Linked DNA regions of Homo sapiens: region 2 is linked to region 1. Evidence: read pairs that join two places in POLR2A ChIA-PET (ENCODE). Cell type or tissue: CD4-positive, alpha-beta T cell. All regions are shown on one strand.

The links. Peaks named below come from ENCODE experiments on the same cell type or tissue, not always from the same donor. Only the 100,000 strongest peaks of a DNase experiment are listed, where the experiment ranks them.
Region 2: POLR2A ChIA-PET joins it to region 1 with 5 read pairs; 6 of 35 experiments call an interaction of 5 or more read pairs at or near these places.

What each region holds. Positions count from the first base shown.
Region 1 is chr12:64,664,663-64,672,662 of GRCh38, reverse strand. The region is part of intron 1 of RASSF3 (Ras association domain family member 3); the gene reads right to left. Among named protein-coding and RNA genes, the nearest start is that of MIR548Z, 46 kb to the right of the region's middle. RefSeq lists a silencer at 1-180 and enhancers at 2,913-2,972, 3,193-3,352. In CD4-positive, alpha-beta T cell, no CTCF peak of the experiment used is centred here; DNase peaks (open chromatin) are centred at 2,482, 3,212, 3,898, 7,032 and 1 weaker place; H3K4me3 peaks cover 3,087 bases; H3K27ac peaks cover 7,998 bases.
Region 2 is chr12:64,439,933-64,447,932 of GRCh38, reverse strand. XPOT (exportin for tRNA) reads right to left here. Exons shown (of 25, transcript NM_007235.6): 24 at 2,802-2,858. It also overlaps the pseudogene LOC100420899. Among named protein-coding and RNA genes, the nearest start is that of TBK1, 8.2 kb to the left of the region's middle. In CD4-positive, alpha-beta T cell, no CTCF peak of the experiment used is centred here; no DNase peak of the experiment used is centred here; H3K27ac peaks cover 243 bases.

The DNA of each region.
Region 1 (8,000 bases):
CGGCTGTGCACCTGTGGTTCCAGCTACTTGGGAAGCTGAGGTGGGAGGATTGCCTGAGCCCAGAAGGTAGAGTATACAGTGAGCATGACTCAGCCTGGGCAACAGAGCAAGATCCTATCTCTCAAAAATAAATAATAGGCTGGGTGCGATAGCTCACACCTGTAATCCCAGCACTTTGGGAGGCCGAGGTGGGTGGAACATCTGAGGTTAGGAGTTCAAGATCAGCCTGGCCAACATGGTGAAACCCCATTTCTACTAAAAATACAATAATTAGCTGGGCATGGTGGCACCGGCCTGTAATCCCAGCTACACAGGAGGCTGAGGCAGGAGAATCGCTTGAACTCAGGAGGCGGGGGTTCCAGTGAGCTGAGATTGTGCCACTGCACTCCAGCCCGGGTGACAGAGCAAGACTCCGTCTCAAAATAAATAAATAAATAAGATAACAAAATAAAATAACTAAAAGAATATATATGGATTGTTTGTAATACAAATGATAAATGCTTGGGGTGATATTACTCTGATATGATTATTATATGCCTGTATCAAAAAATCTTATGTACCCCATAAATATATACACCTACGTACCCACAAAAGTTAAAAAATTTTAAATAAATAAAAATAGACAAATGTAAAAGTCTGAAGAGGGCCACAGGGGGTTAAACTATTTTATGTCACTCTTGTTCCCATTAATTCCATCCACTTTCTTGTCCTGTATTCTCCCTTCCGCCCTACAGGCCACTCAAGATGGCTCTTTGATAAGTCTGTTCACAGCCCTTAAAAGGCATGGCTGAAATCCCAAGTGTACAAGTATTCATTCTGCCTCAGGCAATAAATAATGAAGAATGAAGAAAGATACCCCTCTGCTGCCGTCAATTCAGGACGCTGGTACAGGCACGGCATGGGCCCATGGAGAACACCTACACATCCAGCCCTACCTGAGCAGCAATTTCCTTCAGAAGTGCAGCTCTAGGTTTTGGTTTTATCTGAGGAATCACCTTCCTCCTCCTGCCAAGGAAGTAAAAAGTCCTCCGGAGTTATTAAATGATAAGTCAGAGCAATTCAAATAAAAGTTAGGTGATTAGCACCTCAAAGAACCTCACAAAAGCAATTTCTAGAGGTACTCTTTGCTGCAGAAGTCCTCTCCGTCCTCCTGCTTGGTTGCAGATAGGGTGTGAAACACTTACATCATCAAAAGAATGCCAGGAACACAGGCTGGTCAGAGTCAGAAGGCTCAGAGTGAGTAAGGAGTGAACATGCATAGAAGATCACAAGAGGCGAGGCCAGGGAGGCAGATCCCCCTGCAGGGAGAAAGCCGAGGGTCCAGTGCCCCTGGCCCACTTCACTGAACCCTGCTGGGGTGACCCAGGACCAGCCCCGATCAGTCTTCGAGGGTTCACGTACTGCCTGAAACAAATACTTGCAGAGGGAAAAAGAAGGTTTTTCTCAAAAACACCTCCCCTATCCTGCCTCCCTTTCTTTCCTGGTCCCTCATCCAAAACCAGACAGGGCAGGATTAGCCAACCCAAATTCTTGGGATGGGGCAAAGGGAGAGTCCCCAGCACAGAGGTGGCAGCAGCTCCCCTTAGGGAACTGTATCATCACCCATTCCAGACACCATGCCACACCCTTCACAACTTGCCTCTGAATTCTTACAATAACCCTGGAATTGGGTAATACTATCATCCCTATTTTGCATATAGGAAATAGAGGCTTAGGGAGATTTATTTTGCCGGAGGACACAAAGTTAGTGGAGGGGCTAGGTGAGGTTCCTACCCGGGTCTATCCGATTCAAAGCCAATGAAGCCAAGCAAGTGAAAGAAAGGAGGAAAGCTGAGACCCTAACGTTTGCCCACTGCTGGTTTCTGACGACTTAGCCATTTTGATACAGAAGGTCAATATGGATTTTGGAGGGTGGGGTACTAGCACAACTGGCAACTTAGTAGGGAATTAGTAATCTGGCCAGGGCCACTGACAATTTAAAAAGAAGAAAACTACATGTGCAGCACTCCAGAAATGGCGAAACACCTTCATCTCCTAAGGACCATGCAAGTGCTGTTAAGATACCTACAGAAGAGTTTTTTAATGAAAAGATCCCCCCCACAAAAAAAAAAAAAAAAAGAGAGAGAGAGAAACCGTATCCAGTATGACAAATAGTTTCTGCCTGATTGGTGAGATTTGGGATGGGCCCCCACTTTGTTTCTCTTTCTGCATAAAAATTTCAACATTTTTACAAAATTTTCAAAAACTTCTCCTCAGTCTGTACATCTTTGTTAATCAGGAAAAAAAAAAAAACAGTAAAATCTAGGAGGGAAAAAGGCTTTCATGTGTAAAAAATAAAATAACCTTGGAAATAAAAATAAACACAATGCAATTCAGCACTTGGCCAGCATAACTGAACACCACTTTGATGTGCTGCTCCTGGGGCAGCCACCCCCAAATAAATAGCTTTAGACACAAAACAGAGGCACCAACGCCACAAGGCTGTCCGTCCTCCTTAATGCAGGCACCAACTGCACATACAGAGATGACACGTGGAAGCTGCTAGATAGAGCGAACCTGAGCTCCCTCAGGTAAAGATATGCAGTTATTATCTGTAAAATAAAAAAGCTTCTCTATCCATTAAAAAAAAAAAACTGATACTGCCAAGAAGTGCCAGAAGTAAAGGTGGTTTTTAAACATTACTCAATCAGCTGACCAATGTATAAATAAAAGCTACCCTCCATCTGCCCTGGAAAGCAGATTGCCAGCAATTTTTTTTTTTTTTTTTTTTTTGGTAATTTACAGCAATTTACATTTTCTTTGTTGCATAGAAGTGCTGCTTGTATAACCTGAGGGTTCACACACCCTCCAGCTCCTTTTCCTCCTCAGTGGCTTGCACAGGAAGCCCGAGGCTGGGAGGAAAGGGCCTCCCGCTCCACCTTTCCTCAGCACTGCGGTCAGTGGCCCAGCCGGACTCCCAACCCTGGCCGTGGTCTGCTGCTTGCAAAGGGACGGGTCAAGGAGAACAGCAGCCCAGCTACCAAGGCTGGACTGGAAACGTGCTAAAGTACAAGGCTGATGTGAAGCAGAGAAAAGAAAAAGAGAAACTGAATTTAACATAATGAACGCCTTAGCATTACAAGTCTAGGACTTCACAGCTGTACTTCACTCAAAACTAAAGACCTAGGCAGGAAACAAGTGGCAGACACTGTAAAAGAAGAGTCAACACAGTCTTAAACACAGGATATGCCCTGCCTAGAGCCACATCCTTATCTCCACGTGTGACAGGGGGAACTGTTTCATCCAGAACATCTGAGGAAAAAACGAAGCCAAGAAGGACTACATCAAATTTCACACATTCTGGGACAATCCCTTACACAATAATGTGAAGGTTTCACCTTTTTCACCCTTTCATCTAAGTCACCAATTTCCTCCCCTAGGAACTTGTTCATATAGAGTCCTCTAATGTGCCTAACAAAACAGAAACTCAAACAAGCACCTAAAGAATGTCCCAGAGAAGAAATGAGAATGTTTAGAATGGAAAGCCATTTGCTCCTCGAGGTTAAACAGGACACATAGTTCAACGCCCTACTTCAAAATCAATCCCAGGTGTAACCCAAGTTTTTCTAGGGTTTGTGTAATATATGAAAGTCTTTCAATTTAGGACTTGACTTCCTTAGGAACAATTTTTTTTCCTCCTAAAAAATCAAAATTGGGCTGGGTGCGGTAGCTCACACCTGTAATCCCAGCACTTTGGGAGGCCGAGGCGGGCAGATCACGAGGTCAGGAGATCGAGACCACGGTGAAACCCCATCTCTACTAAAAATACAAAAAATTAGCTGGGTGCGGTGGCAGGCGCCTGTAGTCCCAGCTACTCACAACGCTGAGGCAGGAGAATGGCGTGAACCCGGAAGGCAGAGCTTGCAGTGAGCCGAGATCGCGCCACTGCACTCCAGCCTGGGCGACAGAGTGAGACTCCGTTTCAAAAAAAAAAAAAAAAAAATCAAAATTAAAACAGTCAACATCCAAGTCCCACCCTGCTGAAAGCTAAACTCCAATCACCATGTTTTCTGAGGTGCCAAGCCAGGGTGATTAAAAGAAAGAACAACGAGGCTGGACATGGTGGCTCACACCTGTAATCCCAGCATTTTCGAAGCCTAAGTCAGGCAGATCGCTTTGAGCTCAGGAGTTTGAGACCAGCCTAGGCAACATGGTGAAAACCCATCTCTACAAAAAATACAAAAACTAGCCAGGTGTGATGGCACGTGCCTATAGCTACTTGGAGGCTAAGGCTGGAGAATTGATTGAGCCTGTGAAGTGGAAGCTACAGTGAACGGAGATTGTGCCACATTCCACCTCAGCCTGGGCAAGACAGTGAGACCCTGTTTCAATTGAAGAGAAAAAAAAAAAAAGAAGAAGAAGAAGAAAAGGATTGGTAAGGTTTGATAGAGGAAAGTGCCCCAGGCTGGCTGAGTGATATTTACATTGCTGATTCTGAGTGCAAAGCACTGGTTCAGGTCATTCAACAGTTACACCTTAGGTAACCCTCCCAGGAATCCCGAGGGTAGAAATTTTAACCCCATGGTATAGATGCAGAAATGAAAGCTAAGAGCACAGAAGCAGAATGTGGTGAACACAAGGCCTGGCCAACCCCATAACCATGCCCTTTCTACTCAGACCAAAGGCCTCTAGAGCCCAGGAGAAAAACCTGTTGCCAGCTATCTGCGTGACCTTGGGAAAGTACATCTTTCCAGGTGTTACTTTCTTACCTCTTAATTCAGAAGGAAAACAGGCTCAGTGAATCTGGAAGAAGGGAGTGAGCATGCATGCATAGCCAGTCCTGCCCTCTGTCCTCTTTTGAGGGCAACATTCTGCTGCACAGCTCTGGAGATGAGCCTCAGGAAGGCCACTTGCCCGCAGAGATAAGCCATGTTCTGCATAGCAGCTCTAACCCTGATCAGCATAAAGGTAAATTTTGGTCTCCAACAATTGAAGACTGGCTGAATTGAAGACCACCTTACTCCTGTCTTTCTTCTCAGCTGATTCCAGGACACAGGCAGGGAAAGAGGATGAAATTTGGTCCTCTTTGAACACTTGTAAAATGGGAAAATTTCTAAGACAGAACTTCTGTTCATTTAGAATAGGAGCTACGACCATCTTTCCCGCAAGGGACTTGTAATAGAAAGAAAATAGGCCGGGCGCAGTGGCTCACACCTGTAATCCCAGTACTTTGGGAGGCTGAGGCGGGAGAATCGCTTGAACCTGGGAGGCAGAGGCTACAGTAAGCCGAGATGGCGCCACTGCACTCCAGCCTGGGTGACAGAGCGAGACTCTGTCTCAAAAAGAAAGAAAGAAAGAAAATACACACACACATTCCAAGTAACCAAAACACTATTCCAGAAATTAATAAATGGAAACTGTTAACTAGGTACACTTACTTTCACAAAATAAATGTGTTCCCCTTGCAGCAAAGAAACCATATTTTTGAAAGTACAGATATTGTTTTAAAAACAAAAACACACCTTAGAAATTCCCAATGCAGAGGAAAACTCTGGTAACGGCTGGTAACCTTCTCCACACCCCCCCATTTCTTGCAGACCTGCCCCCAGCCCAGCTGAGCCTCCGTATCTGGCTCCCCTACCCATTAACGGGCTTCTACCACACCCTGCACCGGTCAACACTCCTGAGCCACTGTGGATCTCAATTACTTTTGCTCCCACTTTCTTGCTTTTCTGTCCCCACTTCTCAATTTTCATGGGAAAAGACAAATCTCTTTGCAGACACTGCCAACAAAAAATATTTTCCTTTCTTTCTGCTTAGTAAATGAACCAATTTTGGCATTCAATAAATATTTGTTCAGCACCTAAATACTGTGCAAATAGTTGTGTCAGGCACTGGAATACAACAGTGAACAGAGCACAGGTTCTGCCCTTCAAGGCCTAGGTGGGACATGTGGGACAGTGGCGGGATAAGGAAGGGAGCACTGCCAAGGAAACACCTTGGGAAGGTTCCCTGTAGGAGGAAGTATCTAAGCTGGAAACTGCTTTGTAAAGTATTCTGTTAGAAAGTAAAGCCATTCCTGGCTTTACCTTTTAACACCCATCAAACGTGTTATCCAGAAAGATAACAAAGTACACCAGAATAAGAAGTCACCTAATGGAAGGCTTTGGAAAACCAGAGTACACTGCTCAAATCTGCTCAAATCTGCTAATTTTAGACAAACAGAAAATACTTCAGTGAGCACGCTACCAAAGGGTATTTTTAGAGTCTGTTTCAGTTAACCACTCTGAACTCCTCAGTAGGTCAAACAAAAAAAAAGCAAAAGAAAGAAAACTATTTCAAATCTATAGCAAGTAGAAAATTATCTTCCTTCTTCATGCCTAATTTCTTTCATCCTACATAGAAAATAAACAATCAGCATTCCATAGCTAATTCCATTCTACACCTAACCACCTTATTTACTTAGTACTTGGGGAAGAAAGTTGACTACAGCTGTTACTTCTCATTGCTTATCTTGAGAAAACACTGAACAATGTAAAACACATATGAGCAATAGGCAATAAATTAAGCACAAAAAAGCATGGCTCCATAAAAAAGTGATCATTTAACATAACTTTTTCCTTTCATTACTTTCTAAATCTCAGTCTCACTAAGCCTCAGTTTCTTGTCAGCAAAAAGAACATAAAAATACCTGCCCTTTGAGGGCCCTTGTTCAGAGTAACTGAGAACACATAGAACACTTCACTATATCTGGCTGGCTACCATCATCATTACTATTACTACTGCTATTGATGAAGGGCAGGCAAGCTCCCAAACTGGGGCTCAGCCCAGGAAGATTCTCAACTGCACTTAGGAAAGAGCTGAAGAGCGACCCTGCGGTAGAAGGAAACTGCTTTACTGACGTGGCAGTGTTAAGCTCTGTGACTGCTCCATAACAGCAGCTCAAGGGCAGTTCTGCAGTCATATTTATGCCCATTTTTAATTACATGCAAATTAAGAGGGCAGGTTAATCAGAAACCTCTAGAAAAAGGGTGGTAACTTCCAGGTTGTTGCCATGGAAAGGGGTGGTAATTTCCAGGTGTTACCATGGCAATGGTAAACTGACATGGCACTGGTGGGCGTGTCTTATGGAGAGGTGCTTTCACCTCTTCCCTGTTTCAGCCAGTCTTCAATCTGGTCTGGAGTCAAGTTCCACCTCCTACCTCACTAATAGTATTTATTATCAAACTTGGTGTTTAATAATAAGTTAAAAATCTAACAGTAAAAATTAATGTGTATCAATTAAGCAATCTGACTGGAGACTTTCAAAATCAATATTAAAAGTGAATAAACTCTGACTGGTGCCAAGTCAATCATTTAATTTTAGCATCTACATTATGCTAGACACACATACTAATCCACTTTGTCACATGAGCCTTGCAAAATAATAATTATTTCACAAAAGAGAAAATGGAAATGGAGGGACTAATCTGCCCACATTTTAAACAATTGGTTGCGAGAGGCACTGAGATTCTAACCCAGATCCATGCAACTCCTAGAACCTTCCACTGCGCTGTCTTTCTGATTTTAGACAATGATTTAGCCCACAAAATACTATGACCAACAGAGGACTTCATACCTTTTCATCCTGAACTCTGACTTTTTAGAGGTGGAAGGGTACAATTCTAATATTTTTCAACAGAGACCTATTATTTAAATGACTTAGTAAGCACTATTAAACTGAGGTACGAATACTATATAGAGAACTGAAATAATTAGTAATAGCCTTCAATAGTTTTAGAAGTATAATTTTTAATACCAATAATAGGATCCATATTCCTTAAACTAAAAAGCAAGGCTAGCAGCCAAAGATCAATGCTTGTACTGAGGCAACCAGAGATGACCCCCCAAAATCAGAGCTGTCTTCTATAACTATTGAGTAATTTTGTGATTTGGCTTCATTTTTGTTTTTTGGAAAGTGCCGGTGCTTGGTCTTATACATTTGAATTTAATTTTTTAAACAAAAAAAGCCAGGTGGTGGG
Region 2 (8,000 bases), 220 kb after region 1:
TTTGGTAAGTGTAGATATAACTTATGCTGACATCACCCAACTGGGGAAGTAGTGAAAATATGGTGTTATCTCTATGCTATAGAAATCAAGTGGTCAGAAGAAAACAAGCTCTTGACACCTTTTTACTGATTGGTACTATTTCCAAATTAACACTGGTAAATTAAATATTGAGGACGGGCACGGCGCCTGTAATCCCAGCACTTTGGGAGGCCGAGGCCTGAAGCCAGGAGTTTGAGATCAGCCTGACCAACATGGAGAAACCCAGTCTTTACTCAAAATAGAAAAAATTAGCCGGGTGTGGTGGTGCATGCCTGTAATCCCAGCTATTCGGGAGGCTGAGGCAGGAGAATCACTTGAACCTGGGAGGCAGAGGTTGTGGTGAGCCGAGATCGTGCCACTGCACTCCAGCCTGGGCAACAACAGTGAAACTCCGTCTCAAAAAAAAAAAAATTAAATATTGAGGAGGAAACAAGTCAAAGCTAAACATAGCAGTTCTAACTCTGTAAGGAATTTACTATTTATTTGATGATTCAAAAGTACTTCCAAGTCAAAATTTGAGACTACAAAGGAGTTGGCTAGAGGCTGTGCTAGGCATGGCCTAGTACTACATGCTGCCATCCATGGCAGGTCAGGTGAGCACCAGACATAATTCAGTGTTCTCAGTAAGGACAATGATATGGTTTGACCCTGTGTCCCCACGCAGATCTCATCTTGTAGCTCCCATAATTCCTATGTGTTGTGGGAAGGACCGGGTGGGAGATGATTGAATCATGGGGGCAGGTCTTTCCCATGTTGTTTTCCTGATAGTAAATGGGTCTCACAAGATCTGATGGTTTTAAAAATGGGAGTCTCCCTGCACAAGCTCTCTCTTTGCCTGCTGCCATCCACGTAAGATGTGACCTGCTCCTCCTTGCCTTCCGACATGATTGTGAAGCCTCCCCTGCCATGTGGAACTGTAAATCCAATAAAGCTATTTTGTAAATTGCCCAGTCTCGGGTATGTCTTTATCAGCAGCGTGAAAATGGACTAATACAGACAAGAACAGTATTGATAGTGCCCTAGTACCTAGGAGATTCATTTAATAGATAATCTACTATGTGCAGGGGAAAGAATGATCACTATATAGGCAAAAGAAAACCTTACAAGGAGGCTGTGCTTAAGGCAAACCTAGAGAAATGGGTACAGTTCATACAGAAGTTGGGCTGCTAGTAAGGCAGGATTTTTGAAGAACTACAAGAACAGTAAAGACCATTTCTGCAAGAAAAAACAGAAAGGTAGTCTCAGGGCAGAATATGAAAAAAAAAAAAAATTAAGTGCCAAACTGAGAAACATGAATTTGTTCAGGAAGGTTATGAGGAAGGTGAATAAATATCAAAGGACTGCTTGAAGTTTTCAAACACATCAGCCTGGCTAGAACAAGAGAAGAGAGATCAGAGTAAGATAACATCAGCCTACACCAGAGCAGCAGAGACAGAAGAGAGAGAAGATGAGGAAAGAATCTGCAAGATCTGAGGATCAATCAGATGTGAAGGGAGGAGTGAACACGAATGAAATTCATTTTTTCCAACTAGAATAATAATGCTAACACTGAGAATTATGATCACTAAGATAATGTCATCACTGAAGAGAAGTTGGGCCCAGAAGGAAGACTTTTTATAAATGCTATGCAGATAAATAACCACATCTGGAGAACAAGCCTTCTATAGGGTACCTAGATCTACTGTTACAGACACCTCTAACAGATAGTGAGGACTGAGTCCTTAAATTCAGTTTGACTGATCAGTTATTTAACAGGGGTTACTCCTGTAGGCACTTTGCTTTTTTATGGGAGGATGGCGAAGGGGAGGGTTCCCAATGATAAACAAAAACAAGCCCTCAATATTCTTCCACAAAAACTCTGAGATGTTTAAGCTGACAAACTACAACTAAGAAAAAACTGACAAGGGAAGATGTTAGAACCACAGTCAAAGGATGGCACACTTAAATTATTTACTGCGCAAAGCCCTCTGACTTACAAATTCTACTGAATGTCTTTGCTAAAAGAACCAGGTGATACACTAAGTTACCTGCTACTGAATTTAATACAGTGCTTTGTCTTCAAATTATTTGAGTGAAGATAATAAAAAATAATTCACCTTGTCACACTGTAACTTTATTTCTAGATCATGAGCTCCTTATGGGGAGGGAAAATTACTCATAGTTGTATTTGCAGCCATTACTGTAGTACTTGGTACATAAAAAGCAGTCATTATGTATGAAATGAATGACTACCTAGGTAAGACCAAGACAGTTTCATCTCATGAACTCAATTATAACTATGAATACCAAATAAACACGTGACACTTTTTGTTGATTTACAGAGTTAAAAAAAAAAATCAGTAATTTCGTAAATGTAAAAGGAGGCTTGATGGCCCAAATCTGAGGATTCTCCTTTTTGTCTGTTTTACAGTTCAAATGTTTCAAAATAGGATATAAGCAAATATCTCATCCTTCTGTTTTTATATTTTTAGCCCCTTCTTTTCAACTTAATTTGGACAACTGTTCTTGAACATTTCTTATTCTCCTAATCCCTCTAGTTTCTATTTAATTACATCATGAAACTGTAAAAGAAAACTGGCATTTTCTCACCAATATACTCAAAGGTGTACACATTCAGTGTGCTTACCTAACTTATACTCTTTTTCAAGAGCTTAGTTAAAAGGGACTTCACATAAACATCTATAATTGCAGGTATGTATTCTCTCTTGGCTCTCAAACATTACCTAATTGTATGAAGATACGTGAGCTTCACAAATACCTACCTTTAAGTAATTTTTAAAAACTTTAGCATCAGGCTGCTGAAGCGCTTGACAAAACTCCTGGGGGGTGGGGAAAAGAGGGAGAAAAAGAACAAATGTATTTGTATTAAATCCATTGTAATTCGTATCCAGTTTTTTTTTTTTAATTTTTTTTTTTTTTTTAAGAGATGGTCTTGCTCTGTCATCTAGGCTGGAGTACAGTGGTGTGATCATAGCTCACTGTAGCCTCCAACTCCTAGGCTCAAGGGACACTCCCACCTCAGCCTCCCAAGAAGCTGGAATTACAGGCATAAGTCACTGTGCCCAGCTCTTTTTTTAAAAAAGCTGTAGTTAAAAACACTTAAAACTTATCACCTTAACCACTTTTACATGTACAGTACAGTAAGCATTAACTACATGCACACTGTTGTACAACAGGTTTCTAGAACTTTTGCATCTTGCAAAACAAGCTTGCTTTTTGCCTCTTAACTGAAGAACTCCCCATTTTCCCCTACTCCAGCCCCTGGCAACCACCACTTTCTGCTTTGGTGAGTCTACTTTAGATATCTCAAACAAATGGAATCATAGAGCATTGTCTTTTAATAACTGCCTTATTTCATTTAGCATAATGTCCTCTAGGTTCATCCACATTATAGCATATGACAGGATTATTTTATAAATCAGGCTTAATATTCTATTGTATGTATATACCATATTTTGTTTATCCATTTATCTGTCAAAGGAATTTAAGGTTGCTTCAAATTCATGGTATTTAACTTATCAAGATTAATTCAAACAGTATCTCACCACAAGAGGTTTATAGCATTTTCAAATGTCAGTACTTGTCAAACAGGCTGCTTTCACTTTTGAGAACATAGCTCTCCTAGACAAGGTGGATTCATGCCTGAGAGGAGTGAATGGGACAAAAACTACATTGCTACGGCTGCTCACATCTAGTAAGAGGGATAACCAAACAGAGCTAGACCAAAAGAAAAGAAAATTCTAATAGAGAATATTGTGCAAAATGTGTTGTCAGACATAAGGCATATGAAAAAGGGAAAACTGAGGTTCCTTATCTTTCATAATGAATTACTAAATAGAAAAATAATTTTATTTCATTTAGCAATCTGGAAGATTAGCTGTAAACTGAATGGTCTAAGTTCTACTTTTGATGAGCACTAAGATCACAAGAATAGTAATTTATTATTTTCATTAAAATATGAGTTTATTTACATATCAAATGATAACCAAGAAAGTCATTAATATCTCTAAAGGTGGTATACTGTGAAATAAGAGATCACAAATTCATTAAAAATGAGTTAAATTCATTTTTTAAACTCATGTGAAATCTTTATTTTTGAAAAAAACAGCATTATAAAAACTTCAAAAAAACACCATTGAGGCTGGGCACAGTGGCTCATGCCTGTAATCCCAGCACTTTGGGAGGTCAAAGTGGCCGGATCACTTGAGGTCTGGAGTTCAAGACCAGCCTAGCCAACATGGTGGAACCCCATCTCTGCCAAAAATACAAAAACTAGCCAGGTGTGGTGGCATGCGCCTGTAGTCCCAGCTACTTGGGAGGTTGAGGTGGAAGAATTGCTTAAACCCGGGAGGCAGAGGTTGCGGTGAGCCAAGATCGCACCACTGCACACTAGCCTGGGCGACAGTGGATGACCCTGTCTCAAAATAAAAATAAAAAACAAAAAAACACCATTGAAAGCTGTGTTCATGGACTGAAGACTTAATATTGTTAAAATGTCTTTGCTACCCAAAGCAATCTGCCGAGAAGTGATGTCTGCTGTTCTCTTACCTCTCTTTGGTGTTTGACTGCCACCACCTATGAAGGGGCCCTTACCCTTCTGCAATACCCAGACCAGGGTGATGTAGTAGTGTTCAGGGACTTGGTGAAGGTCATAAGAGTGAATTATAACACACATGGGGAGCTGGGTGACAGTGGCAGGAAATTTGTATTTTTCAACATACCTCAAATCCAAAAACAAAAAAAACCCTTGGATCGGGCACGGTGGCTCACGCCTGTAATCCCAGCACTTTGGGAAGCCGAGGTGGGTGGATCACGAGGTCAGGAGTTCAAGACTAGCCTGGCCAAGATGGTGAAACCCTGTCTCTACTAAAAATACAAAAATTAGCTAGGTGCAGTGGCGGGTGCCTGTAATCCCAGCTACTCGGGAGGCTGAGGCAGGAGAATCGCTTGAACCCGGGAGGCAGAGGTTGCAATGAGCCGAGATCGCGCCACTGCACTCTAGCCTGGGTGACAGAGCAAGACTAGAGCAAGACTCCATCTCAAACAAACAAAAAACCCTTGGATGCAGATCATGATGTTTAAGAACACAATACCATTACCCTTCCTACAATTCTATTTATATTATGAAGAGCAGGTCCTGGTGGATATAGAAATCAAGATGAATAAGGAGATTATGGAACACATCAAAAAAATCGTGGGGAAGAATGAGGACACAAGAAAGGAGAGCAGGAGAAAAAGCAGCTCTCTCACCCAGCTCATTTTGGCCTTCAAAGTAGTTCTGATGGGAATCTACCTGTGAAGTTAAAGGGCAGGTGCCCTATCCAGGCCTAATGGCATTAGGAGACGACAGGGAAGTACAAAGCAACACTGAAAGCCAGTGCCTAGCAGTAAGGTCCAAGGACACTATGGGCTAGGGTAATTGATATGGGGTTACCTTGGTCACAGAAAAGCCCCTGGTTCTGGACAGGTGTGGTGGCTCACGCCTGTAATCCCAGCACTTTGGGAGGCCGAGGCCAGTGGATAACTTGAGGTCAGGAGTTCAAGACCAGCCTGGCCAATGTGGTGACCCCGTCTCTACTAAAAATACAAAAATTAGGCATGGTGGTGGGCACCTGTAATCCTAACTACTTGGGAGGCTGAGGCCGGAGAACTGCTTGAACCCGGAGAATTGCTTGAACCCGGGAGGTGGAGGTTACAGTGAGCAGAGATTGTGCCATTGCACTCCAGCCTGGGTGACAGAGCAAGACTGTCTCAAAAAGAAAGAAAAAGATGACGACTCTGGAAATGTCTTTGCAATAAAAGGGTCCCCCCCCCACTTTACACATTATGTAAAATGACACAGGGGAAAGAGTATATAAAACTGAGCTGCTAAATGAATATCCCTGTTCCATCAGGTCAACAAAATGCTTCTTAATGGCCAGGCAAGGTGGCTCACGCCCGTAATCCTGGGACTTTAGGAGGCCAAGGTGGGAAGATCACTGAGGTTAGGAGTTTGAGACCAGCCTGGTCTCTACTAAAAAAAAAAGCAAAAACAAAAATTAGCTAGGCATGGTGGTGCCTGCCTGTAATCCCAGCTACTCAGGAAGCTGAGCCACCAGAATCACTTGAACCTGGGAGGCGGAGGTTGCATGCAATGAGCCAAGATCGTGCCTCTGCACTCCAGCCTGGGCACTAAAGCGAGACTCCATCTCAAAAAAAATAAAAATAAATTTAAAAAATTTTAAAAAGCTTCTTAATCATTCCAAAAATAAAAAACAAAGTGACGTACAGATTCAAGGCAATCCGTATAAGAGTTCCAAGAGCATATTTTATAGAAATAGAAAAAACAAAACTAGAATTTACATGGAATCACAAAAGGCCCTGAATAGCCAAAACAATCCAGAGAAAGAGCAAAGCTGGATGTACCACACTTCCAGATTTCAAAATATATTTTAATATTACAGTGTGAAAACAGTATGGTACTAGCAAAAGACAGACATATATCCTAGCTACTTGGGAGGCAGAGGCAGAAGGATTCTTTGAGTCCAGGCGTTTGTAGTTGCTGTGAACTATGATGGTGCCACTGCACTTGAGTCTGGACAACAGAGTGAGACCCTCTCTCTTTTAAGACAGACATATAAACCAATGGAACAAAATAGAATTTGAAAATCAACTCCTGTATACAGTCAACTGATCTTCAACAAGGGTACTAAGAATACACAATGGGGAACAATAATCTCTCCAATAATGGTGCTGGTAAAACTGGATATCTACGTGCAAAAGAAAACGAGACCCTTATCTTACACAAAAATCAACTCAATGTATTAAAGACTTTATATGTAAGTCTCCAAACTGCAAAACTAGAAGAAAACATAGGAGAAAAGCTTCAAGATGCTGGTCTTTGAAATGATTTCATTGATATCACGAAAAGCTACATTAGTGGGGCTACATTGAATTAAGAAGCTTCTGCACCATAAAGTAAGCAATCAACAGAGCAGAAAGGCAACCTCTGGAATAGCTAAAGAATGGGAGAAAATATTTGCAAACCATTTATCTGATAAGGGGTTAATTTCTAACATATAAAAAAACTCCTCTAATTCAATAGCAAAAAACTTAATAACTTGATTAGAAAATGGGGTAAAGACTTGAATAGACTTCTCCAAATACAAATGGTTAACAGGTGTATGAAAAAACAAACATCACTAATCATAAGGGAAATGCAAATCAAAACCACAATGAGATATCACCTCACACCTGTTAGAATGGCTATTACAAAAAAATGAAAGACAGCAAGTGTTGGTGACATTGTGGAAAAACTGGAACCCTGCTACACAACTGATGGAAATGCAAAATGGTGTATAGCCACTATAGAAAATAGTAAGATGTTTCTTCAAAAAATTAAAAATAGGACTACCATATAATCCAGCAATCCCACTTCTGGGTATTTATCTAAAAGAATTGGAATCAGCATCTCAAAGACATATTAGCATTCCCATGTTAACTGTAGCACTTACAATGTGAAAATAGCCCCAATGAATCTATCAGTGGATTAATGCATAAAGAAAATGTGATATATACATACAGTGGCATGTTATTCAGCCTTAAAAAATTGCGAAATCCTGCCATATGTAACAACATGGATGAACCTAAAGGACATTGTGTGAAACAGCCAGTCACAAAAAGAGAGATAACTGCATGATTCCACTTATATTAGGTATCTAAAGTAGTCAAATTCACAGAATCAGAGAGTAGAATGGTAGTTTCTAGGAGATGGGGGCTGTGGGAAATGGGAATTGCTAATCAGTGGGTATAAAGTCTTAGTTATGCAAGATGAATATGTTCTGGAGATCCACCTATATTTTATAGGCACATCACTGTCCCTATAATTAATAATACTGTGTTGTGCACGTAAAAATTGTTAAGATGGTATATATCTCATGTAAGTGTTCTTACAATAAAATAAAAACACTATTGATGAAGAA